Linked DNA regions of Homo sapiens: region 1 is linked to region 2. Evidence: chromatin contacts called from ENCODE Hi-C data. All regions are on one chromosome and are shown on one strand. Each heading gives the region's core, a stretch centred on a gene start or an enhancer-like site at or near the end of the contact. The rest is flanking DNA. Distances are from core to core; before and after follow the strand shown.

What was found. A loop is a pair of places that touch in the nucleus more often than their neighbours do. Pooled maps may share reads with other maps.
Region 1: a loop to region 2 is called in a map of CD8-positive, alpha-beta T cell, with 20 times the contacts of the local background. The contact joins the promoter of ZBTB5 here to the promoter of FAM219A in region 2. A Hi-C loop is called at or near these places in 3 of 168 maps with a recorded cell type or tissue (CD4-positive, alpha-beta T cell, CD8-positive, alpha-beta T cell and ovary) and 8 of 50 pooled maps.

The regions. Positions count from the first base shown.
Region 1 is chr9:37,463,934-37,469,780 of GRCh38, reverse strand. It overlaps ZBTB5 (zinc finger and BTB domain containing 5), which reads left to right and starts at 4,331. Exons shown (of 2, transcript NM_014872.3): 1 at 4,331-4,566. RefSeq lists enhancers at 25-856, 2,666-3,351, 3,352-4,037, 4,038-4,723, 4,724-5,409 and a silencer at 4,404-4,503.
Region 2 is chr9:34,454,706-34,460,123 of GRCh38, reverse strand. FAM219A (family with sequence similarity 219 member A) reads left to right here and starts at 1,554. Exons shown (of 6, transcript NM_001184940.2): 1 at 1,554-1,920. The coding sequence starts at 1,861. It overlaps DNAI1 (dynein axonemal intermediate chain 1), which reads right to left and starts at 1,319. Exons shown (of 20, transcript NM_012144.4): 1 at 1,071-1,319. The coding sequence starts at 1,118. RefSeq lists enhancers at 1,193-1,262, 1,359-1,653, 1,216-1,756, 2,888-3,388 and a silencer at 1,633-1,882.

The DNA.
Region 1 (5,847 bases), core at 3,082-5,581, 3.0 Mb before region 2:
AGCCTGGGCGACAGAGCAAGACTCTATCTTAAAAAAAAAAAAAAAAATTCTTTCCAGGTTTTCTTCTTTTGCTATTATAGTTTGGCTTAAAAATATTATATTTGATTAAATTGATATTAAATTTGTTGTAAAAAGTCAGGTATTACCACTTGAAGGTAGTTGTCCATGTTCTCTGGCATTTTGAAGAATTGGACAAAACACACAAACAAAGCAAGGAAGTGAAAGCAGAAATTTATTTATTTATCTATTTATCGAGACGGAGTTTTGCTCTTGTTGCCCAACCTGTAGCACCATGGCGCGATCTTGGCTCACCGCAGCCTCCGCCTCCTGGGTTCAAGCGATTCTCCTGCCTCAGCCTCCCGAGTAGCTGGGATCACAGGTGTGTGCCACCATGCCTGGCTAATTTTTGTTTTGTTTTGTTTTGAGACAGAGTCTCGCACTGTCACCCAGGCTGGAGTGCAGTGGCTCGATCTCGGCTCACTGCAAGCTCCGCTTTCTGGGTTCACGCCATTCTCCTGCCTCAGCTTCCCAAGTAGGTGGGACTACAGGCGCCCGACACCATGCCTGGCTAATTTTTTTGTATTTTTAGTAGAGACGGGGTTTCACCGTGTTAGCCAGGATGGTCTCGATCTCCTTACCTCGTGATCTGCCCGCCTCGGCCTCCCAAAGTGCTGGGATTACAGGCGTGAGCCACAGCGCCCAGCCGCAGAAATTTATTTTAAACAAAAGTACGCGCCACAGGGTGGGAGCAGGGTTGAACAAGCCTGAAAAGCGTGGGATACAGAATTTTTTGGAGTTTAAATACCTCCAGAGGTTTCCCATTGGCCCACCATCAGTCTGATTGGTTGCGGGAGGGGACCAGTCAGAATGAAGAGTAGGCCAGTAACCAGTTTGATTGGTTGCAGGAAGGGACCAGTCAGCATGAAGAGTGGGCCCATGATCAGTCTGATTTTTTCAGGAGAGGAGCTATCAGAGGCCTTGCCTTGCCTTGCCTTGCCTTGCCCTGCCCTGCCTTGCCCTGCCTTGCCCTGCCTTGCCCTGCGCCTTGCCCTGCCCTGCCCTGCCCTGCCTTGCCTTCCCCTGCCCTGCCTTGCCTTTCTTTCTTTTTTTTTTTTGAGACCAAGTCTCGCTCTTGTCGCCCAGGCTGGAGTGCAGTGGCGTGCGATCTCGGCTCACTGCAACCTCCGCCTCCCAGGTTGAAGCTATTCTCCTGCCTCAGCCTCCTGAGTAGCTGGGATTACAGGCGCCCACCACCTCGCCCGGCTAATTTTTGTCCTTTTAGTAGAGACGGGGTTTCGCCATGTTGGCCAGGCTGGTCTCGAACTCCTGATCTGAGGGATCCGTCCGCTTCGGCCTCCCAAAGTGCTAGGATCACAGGCGTGAGCCACTACGCCCGGCCGGTATTTTCATTTTTCAACTGCCAGACAGAAAAAGGAGGGCTTGCAACTGCCACGGAGCAACTGCCACGCAGAAAAAGGCGTGGGTGAAAAGAGAGTGGCTTCTGATATCCAGTCAGCAGGAGTCGGCCTGAGGGTCCCCGCCTCCAGACCTTGTTATCCTGCCTCACAGGTAGATACCCAACTTATTTTTTCCATGACTGTCTTGCCTATTCTTTCAATATTATCTCCCCTTATGAATCTTAGAACTTATTTGTCTAATTTCAGAAAGTATCTTATTGATACATTTTTCGAGAAATGTATAGGTTACTTTAGGAATAATTTTGTCAGTGATTAGAAAATCTAAGCAACCTGAAATTCCAGGTTTTCCTAAATACTATTAAAGTAACAACACCTGTCTGTTAAATAAAAATTAAGGAGACCCGCTCTTTTTTTTTTTTTTTTTTTTTTTTTGAAACGGAGTCTCTCTCTGTCACCCAGGCTGGAGTGAAGTGGCGCAATCTCGGCTCACTGCAACCTCCGCCTCCCGGGTTCAAGCGATTCTCCTGCCTCAGCCTCCTGAGAAGCTGGGATTACAGGCATGAGCCACCAAGCCCGGCTAATTTTTGTACTTTTTTAATATAGATGGGGTTTCGCCATATTGGTCAGGCTGGCCTCGAACTCCTGACCTCGTGATCCACTCTCCTCGGCCTCCGAAAGTGTTGGGATTACAGGCGTGAGCCACCGCGCCTGGCCGCAGGGTTTTATTACTTTCGTTTTGTATCTATAGGAGCCTTAGTCATGAAGGAGCCATGATACATATTTATCAAATTTTTGTAATCTTCTTTAGTTACACATTTAGGTTTGTTGTCCACTTACCCCCCCCCCCCCGCCCCTTGTACTTACAAAGGTGTGGTAAACAGCCTTGGGTTTATTATTCCACATCTTTGTATTTCGGTAGCATATATTTCTAGAAAGGAATTACCATCTAGAAGGGAACAAATGCATATTTTAAATTTTGATAGATACTACGAAGTGATCGTCAAACAGGGCATCAGTGACACCCCCGTCCACAATATAGCGGGTGTCCACTTCCACACACTCCTAAATTCTGAATATACAATTTTTAAAACTTTTGCCAGCCTGTAAATCTGAGGCAATCTAGGTCATGGCATTTACCGTTGAGAGACAGATACGCAAAAGAATCTCTCCTATTGCCTGGCTTACTGTCATCATTCCATATTTTCCTTATTTTACCGATCAATCTGTCAGTAAAATATGTGTGATGGCTATAGTGTCAGCGAATCTTAAGGAAAAGAATTAAACATCAGACTCCACCGAGCCCTTAAAGAAATCCACGCAAACAGGTTGCTTTTTGAAATCAACACTTCCGACCAGTAACTGAAGGGATGGAATCTGCTGTAGGGGTATTCGGTGTGTTCCATTCTTAAAGCGGGGAGTTCCTTTTTTTTCCCCCCAGACGAAATCTCACTCTGTTGCCTAGGCTGGAGTGCAGCGGCACGATCTCAGCTCACTGCAACCTCCGCCTCCCGGGTTCAAGCGATTCTCCTGCCTCAGCCTCCCGAGTAGTTGCCTGGGATTACGGGCGCCCACCACCACGCCCGGCTAATTTTTGTACTTTTAGTAGAGACAGGGTTTCACCATGTTGGCCAGGCTGGTCTCGAACTCCTGATCTCGGGCGATCTGCCCGCCTCAGCCTTCCCAATTGCTGCGATTATAGGCGTGAGCCATCGCGCCCGGCTGGGAGTTCCATTTTTCTGGGAGCTCCTCCAAGACCCTTACCCCCACCCCCAGAAGAACCCAGCTGAGTTCGCGGGCCTGCCTTTGTCTCCAGAGCCACGCAGCGCTCCCAGACACGCTGCGCCGGAGAAGGCAGCTTTCTTCTGCCGTCCTCACCCTAGGAAAGGGGGTTTCTTCCCTGGCCCCAGTGTCCGATGCTCAGGGATCGGGTTCTCCCTCCGAGGGTGCACCTGGAAACCCGAGCGTCGCCCCGGGGCTCGCTTTTTTCAGACCGCGTCCCATACAAGTCCGCGACCCTTCCACGTTTGGGACAGGAGTGGGAGAGCTTAGCGCTTCCTATTTTTTTGTGGGGGGAGTGCAGGTGATTATAAATCTGGGCATGCAGACTACAGGCTTATTTGACCTGCAGCCGAGTGCGGGGCCAAGCGCCGGGCTCCTGGGGCGCCACCGTTTCCAGACGCGCAGCCACCCGGACTGGACGAGGGGCGGGGTCCGACCTAACTGCCATCCGATGGACAGCGTTTTTTATTCGCGGTTTTCACCCTGGACTTTGGCTTAGTTAAACCTAAAGAGCTTTTTGGAATCTTATCTTTCCCAACGTCTATGAAGTGGGAACTCAATCTCCAGCCCTCTACGTGTGTGTGTGTGTGTGTGTTCAGCGAAGGGAATTCACCCCGGAGAAGAGCCCTGGGTCACTAAAGCGCCGGGCACCACGAGGGTGGAAAAATCCTTCAGAACCAGCCAATGGCGGTACGGCCTGCCCTGAGGGCCCGCCTCTCCGGCGCCCTCAGACATCACGCAGTCGTTGTTGTGATTGGCGGATTTAGGCGGAAAGCCCGCTAGCCTAAACCACAGAGGGTTTTGATTGGTTGCAGCGAACAGCCGCATTTCTATAGTCCAAACCTGGAGCAGTTTAGTGATAAATCCCGCCCTAAAAGGCATTTGATAACCGTTTTACATGTTGTAAGGCAAAGGGTGATTGGTCAGAGAGCTCACGGATTCAGTCGGTAGTAAACACAACCAGACTTCAGGGACCGTGGATTGGTCAGTTTTTCCGGGGGCTAAGTAAATTCCTCCAGGTTCCGCGCGCCGGCTGGCTGCACTCCTACCCCGGCCCCGCCCTTCCCATTGCTGATTGGTTGCAGCCCAACTGGGAGAGGCGGAATGGGGCGGAGTAGGCGCTCTTGCATTACGTCACTTCCGCTTATCCTCGGGCGCCGCCGCCGTGTTCTCAGAGTGCTGCGGCGAACTGGCTGGAGGAGCTAGGGGACTAGAGGCGGGGTGGGAGGGGGGCGGGTGGAAGGGGGAGGAAGTCCCGTAACGGAGACGCTGGTCAGGACGTTCCCACCTCCTCTGACACTGCCGAGTCCGATCGGAGAGGGGTCACCGCCTCCTTCAGCGAGGAGGAGGGGGGCGGAGCCCGACTCAGGTGAGGAGACCCCGTCAGCGAGTATCGTGATGGCGGGCGCGCTCACGTGGGGAAGGTTGAGCACCAGGGGCGCGCCAAGGCGTCGGGGAGCGCGCAGACGTGTACTGGTGCCCCCGGACTACTCTGGCTGTCTTTCGGAGGGGAGCATTGTTACCGTTGGAGCCAAGGGGCCAGGCGGGTTCTTCTGCGCAGGCGTCCCCGGTGTCCCGACGCCAGGCTGTCTGCGGGGTGGGGCGGGGGCTGGTACTCCTGTGGATCCCCGGCTGGCGACGTAGGTTCCCGAATGGGGTGGGAAAGGCCTCAGGACCAGCGGCCTGGCGGGATGAAGAGAGGATCTGCTGCCCTGCGGGATGTGGTCGGACGGCTCCCTTGCCCCCATCCTGGGTCTTGAGCGACGAGGTTTCATTTCACCAGAGCAAGGCCATAGGCAGACTGCCATCGGGAGCCAGCGGCCGACCCTGGAGGGGTGGAGCCAGTGTTTCGGAATGCCCCAACTTGTTATGAGAGGACTGAAGTGTTTAATAGGCATTTATTGAATGCCCACTACTCCCAGGCTTCGTGCGAGGAGCTGTGGGGGATGCGGTGGTAAGACACTGCCGTCCCATCTTCTCCTGTTTGGAGGACAGATTTGTATGTAAATAATAAAAGGCAGTGAATTAAGGGGTGTTGAAGGTTAGTTTTTTCCTTTCATAATGGTCATTTTTTTTTAAGTCAGTCAGCATTCTGGCATAGTGAAGGATATTGTGGAAACTAATTTTCTGAACAGAAGGCAAATCCTAAATAATTTGGAGGAAAAATTTTAGGTGAAAGCACAGTAAAGTTGATTACTAAGTAGTATCTTCTGACTCTAGTTAACTTGAATTAATAGAAGGAACTCTTCACCTTCAAAAATTGAAGCAAAAATATTCCAAAACATGTTCTCATATTTTTCACTTGTATTAAGTAGAGGACATTACGGGCTTTTCTTTAGAGGTTGAAGAGAATGCTGTGCCTTAGTCATTAAGTCATTGGTAATTTGTTGTCCTAGTATGGGCTGTTGTGCTTAGATGTAAAAGGCTGGGCAGAACTTGCTTTTCATTTGCCTAAACTCTTGTGATTTCTGTGGGGACGGTGGTTGGCAGTAAGCTAATAGTTCAGAGGGAAAAGTCCAGATGGGAAGAAGACAAGGAATTTTAGAGAAAAGCCCCTAAGCCAAAGGAAACCGTTCACTCTTCCTTTTAACCCTTATGGAAATCTCATCAAATTTGGGAAGATTGACCTGGCCACCACAGCCAGCTTGGT
Region 2 (5,418 bases), core at 305-2,804:
GATGACATCTGTCCAGGTGGTAATAAGAGCATAATGTTCACATAGCTGAATGAATCATAGGAGTGGACCAGGGGCTCGCAGGGAAGAGAGAGATATGAGGCTCTAGAAATAGTTGGGGCAGAGTGTTTGGGTTGTGCACTGTGGGGGTGAGGACAGGGATGAGAAAAGGGCCTCTCTCCTCTTCCTCTTTGCCTGCCCTTTCTCTCCTCATAAATCTCCCAGCACAGAAAATAAAATCACACTCCTGCACATAGCCTGTCCTGTATTCTGTTTAGTTCTCTTGCACACCCTCTGTGGGCTCCCAAACAGCAAGAGCTGTGTTCCCACCTAGCCTGGAGCTAGGCACACAGCAAAGGGTTGGATAAAGAATGCCTTTGAGGCTGGGCGCCGTGGCTCACGCCTGTAATCCCAGCACTTCGGAAGGTCAAGGTAGGAGGATCGCTTGAGCTCAGGAGTTAGAGACGGGCCTGGGCAACATGGGGAAACCCCGTCTCTACCAAAAACACAAAATTTAGCCGGGCGTGGTGGCCTATGCCTTTGGTTCCAGCTATTCGTCAGGCTGAAGTGGGAGAATCGCTTGCACCCAGGAGGCAGAGGTTACAGAGAGCTGAGATGGCGCCACTGCATTCTAGCCTGGGCTACAGGGCGAGCCTCTGTCTCAAAAAAAAAAAAAGAAAGAAAGAAAGAAAAAGAAAAAGAAAAATTCCTTTGGGACAAGAATGTGAGAACAAGGAGGAAGGGACTCGTGGGAATGGGGATGGGGAAGTTAAGGAGAATAGACTGGTCAGAATGAGTCCATGGGGTAAAGTGAAGTGAAGAGATGGGAATGGTGGATAAAAGGAGAGAGGTAAGAAACGGTGGATTGGGGTAGTATGGGAGAGGAGGCCGGGATTAGTGGGAAAGAGTAGGACAGAGTCAGAGGTCAGTGGGAGCACTTACCAGAGGTCACGGGGGTGAGAAGGCTGGGGTCAACAGAGAAAAGATCAAGGATCAGTAGGAGAGGTATGATTAGTGGTCACTGGCGACGACGAAGGTCAGAGGTCATCAGAAGGAAGGTGTGCGTACGTTACCTGCTTATGAGGCTGTTTATGGGGAGCCTTCGCAGAAGCAGGAATCATCTCAACCCCTGGAGAGCCTACAAAACGCTCCCTCGTCTGAAGACAAAAAGTTTGTCCGTCTCCTTGACCACACACAAGAAATCTGGACTCTCTTCCACTTCAGTTACCAGTCGCAACGGTTCTTTAGGGACAGCCGTCGTTGTGGGTCCCCGTGCCCTTGCAGGATAGAATCCAACTCCCTGACGCGGTTACCCAGCAACCGACCAGCAGCCAAGGCGCAGGCGCTTCGGCGCGCCCAGCCGGCCCGGAAAGGAGGCGGGGTTGGGCGCGCGGCGAGCGAGTCTCCACTAAGCCCCGCCCCCTCAGGAATCACAGCTGGGCGGCCGCGCGCATTCGGAACTCCCGCATGTGGGTGGGGCTGGGGTCCCCAGGCACCGCCTCCTCATGAATAATGCAAGATCCGGGCGGTGTCCCGGACCCGGAAGTGGAGTTGCCGAGTCACCGCAGTGGCTGAGCTGCTGACAGGAGGCGGCAGCGGAGTAGGAGGCGAGGCAAGACCTGCGGCTCGGCCCGGCCACAGCCGCGGTAGTGCTAGGCAAGCCCACGGAGTCACGCCGGCCTCAGCCAGTCTGCGAACCTCTCGCCCCCGCCCACCCCTGCATCCGCCCGGCCCCTGCCCGCCCGAGTGGTCCGGGGAGGCCTAGTCTGCACCACCCGCCGGGCTCCTGGGGCCGCCGCCCCGCGCGGTCCTGTCGGCGTCCGCGGCCGCGCCCGGCCCCTGGCCCGCTCGCCCGCCGGCACCATGATGGAGGAGATCGACCGGTTCCAGGTGCCCACCGCGCACTCGGAGATGCAGCCGCTGGTGAGGGGGCGGGCGGCGGGCAGGCCAAGGCCGGAGGGGGCGTCGCTTGAGGGGGAGGGAGGGAATCAGGCCGGGGGGATCGTGCGGAGGGGCGCCATCGGATGGGGCAAAGAGATCCCTGAAAACGTATTGCCGGGGGACGGGGACTTGCAGGACAAGAAAACCGTGGGAGAATATGCTGGATGAGAGCAAAGGGACCTGTAAGGGCGGAGGGCACCGTCGGTGGAAGCAGGGCACCGTCGGATGGAACGGAGGGGGCACAAAGGTGCACACCGCTAGTGGAGGCCCATAGCAGGGACTGGCGAGGGAACTGCCATGGGGCACCGCCGGCGGCAGGCCCAGGGGTCTGGGATGGGAGGTGGGGAGGCGTTTAGTCCTAGAGGCCTGTGATGCTTAGGGCGGGGGAGCCGTCAGGCTAAGAGAGATTGGGAATCAGCTTTTAGAAGAGGAGGGGCTTGCCCGCCTGTCCGCTGGATATACGGACAGGAACGCTGGGCCGGGGCGAGGGACCCAGTGGGGGAAGGTGGTTGGTGCAGAACCTGGGAATTCCGTTCTCCGGTGGGGAGCGCAGGCAGACCAGGCTGGGGGCATCTAAACCGGGAAGGAGAGTGCGCGGCGACCAGATGGGGAATCGGGGTGCAGATGAGAGTGCTCGGGAACCGACGGGAGAGGAAGTGGGGTCGCGCTGGAGCTGCCTGTGCGCACTGGTTGGGAAGAGCCCCCATCATCTTAGGCCTACGTGCCTGAAGTCCTTGCTGGGCGCGGATCCTGCCGCCTGTCCGCGGTCCCGGAGTCAGGGAGGAATGATGTCATCGCTGCTGGCGCGGAGGGAATGGAAGGGGGAGGGCAACTCGGGTGCACCGAGGCTAGGCCTAAGGGAGACCATGCTTGCTGGCCACCGCCCAGGGGGCTCCCTGACCTCGCTTGTCTGTCAGGCAACCGGGTGGGAGACGTGGAGGCCTAGCCAGCTCGTATAGTGAGGGGGGAAGAGAGGGAATGTCTAGGCTGTGTTCGCTTTATCCCCCTGGAGCCTGAGCTGGAATTGGAAGGAGGCAAGGTGGGCTACAAATCCGAAAGTGTGGATGCCCCATTTCTCTGAGCTGTGCTGGCTGGAGCAGAGCTGAGTTCTCCAAGTTCTGAAGTTCTGCTTCTGTGTTAGGCAGGGTGGCCAGAAACAGGTCTACCCTTGGGCCTATAACCCCCTGGCTGACAGATGTGCTTTGTAGCTTCCTGGGCGAGTAACCTACCCATTACAGCAGCCAAGATGGGCCTCGGCAGGGACCCATCACCACCTTTTTGTCACACCTTTTGAGGGATGGTAGAGAGAATCATTAGTGGCCACTTAGCAGGAGACAAAGGCTTTTTCCCCCTTTCATGACTGCTTAGACAGTTCTAAGAGCCAAAACAAAGAAGTTTTACAGAAGCATACAATATTAAACCGGAGAGAGGTGTTGCAGGACTTTTTCCTAGCCTCATGCCATCATTGGATTATTTGGGAGCCAGAAAATCCTGGAGAGAAGTCCATCCCATGAACTTAAAGAAGGACTTTGGGCTGGCTGAAGATAATTTTCCTTTCTGAGTTCTCTTTCTAGCTAACCTGGCTTGTCAAACGAGATTGCCCTTCCAGTTCTAAGCATCTAATCAAGAATCAAAATAGAGGGTGGATGAAGGAAGAGGAGGTTCAAGTGTGTCAGGAAAAGGAAGCAATGAGTTGTTTCTTGTCACCCATCTGGGGTTCTCAAAAAGGAAGGAAATAGCTGTTCAAGGAAAGGGGAGAAGAAATAGAGCCACCAGGCTCTCAGTTGTCCTTGGTGCTTCTGTTATTGCCTGAAATTCTGAATAGTGGTTTGGCTGGGTAGAGAACTCTTGAGCTGCTTCCGGTCTGTGTGGCCCTGGAGTTGGAGAAGCATCTGTGGCAAGGAGGCACTTAGAAAAGCTCTGACTGCCTTCAGACCCCTTTAACTGCTAAAGTCACCCTTGTGCAAGAGAATACTTTTTTTTCTTTTTTTTTGAGACAGGGTCCCTCTCTGTCACCCAGGCTAGAGTGCAGTGGCACGATCTTGGCCCAATGCAACCTCCACCTCCTGGATTCAAGCGATTCTCCTACCTCAGCCTCCCAAGTAGCTGGGATTATAGGCCCCTGCCACCACGCATGGCTAATTTTTGTATTTTTAGTAGAGACAGGGTTTCGCCATGTTGGCCAGGCTGGTCTTGAATGCCTGACCTCAAGTGGTCTGCCTGCCTCGGCCTCCCAAAATGCTAGGATTACAAGAGTGAGCTGCTATGCCCGGCCTGAGAATACTTTATTGAGTTTGAGTGAGAGCCTTATGGAAATAGCAATATAGTCATCCCTCATTTGAGGGTCATAGACATTGCCCCGCTTCCTGACCTCTGTCCCCAGGTTGTATTCCAGAGGCACCTCAAAACCCTTTAAATACCCTGTGTATTGTTGAGACCAGCAGAATCTTGTGTGATGTTTCTTCAGGAGTCTTCATTTTGGGGCATAAAGAATTAAGATAGTCCAGCCTGGGAAACACAGTGAGACTCCATCTCTACAAAAATATTTAAAATTAGCTCAGCATGGTGCTGCATGCCTGTAGTACCAGCTACTCAGGAGGCCGAGGCAGGAGGATTGCTTGAGCCCAGGAGGTTGAGGCTGCAGTGAGCCGTGTGCCTACCACTACATTCCAGCCTGGGCAACAGAGCAAGACTCTGTCTCCAAAAAAAAAAAAAAAAAATCAAGATAGCATATCATAGAGGTAAAGGGCAAAAAAGAGGGCAAAGTGGCTCTTTAAGGGTATTTGGATAGGCCATAAAAACCAGGGTCCCAGGCTCAGACTTAGCTATGACCTATTTCATTTTTTTGCCATTTATTGAGACCTCTAGGAAGTCTCTCCTCCTTCCTCGATTGTTTTTCCATTTATGAGATGAAGACAAACTATCTCTTTAAAGTTTAAACAATAGCTCCTCACTCTCCCTTCTAAAGAATACCACAGAGACCTGATATCATTGATTCAGCAATTGGTTTACCAAATAATTATTGAGCATCTGCTCTGTCCCAAATATTAAACTGAGTATTAGGGATAGAGTGGTTAGCAACACAGACACAGATGTGACCCTGCCCTTGAGCCCACAGTGTGTCAAAGTTTGTTTCTCTTGCTCACTCTCTTAGTGTGATCCTCCACTGAGGGCAGAGTAGGGGCTGACTCATTAAGCCTCAAGGGAGCCAGGCAACGCTGGTGTCATCATCATTGCCCCTTTCTGGACCAAGCTGTATGGATAGAGGCTTGTCACATGGGCGCCATCATCAAATAACTCTCCCCATCCCATAGTGATGGGAAGAATCCAGAGGCCATTGCCTACTTGGAAAGATAAACTCTAGGGGGAGCACATCTTTATTTTTTTAATTATTTAATTGAAAGAGAAACTCAGGCTTGAAAAGAAGGCCTGGGGGCGTGGCAGAACTGGGAGAGAAGGCAGCCAGCAGATCTGGGTGTT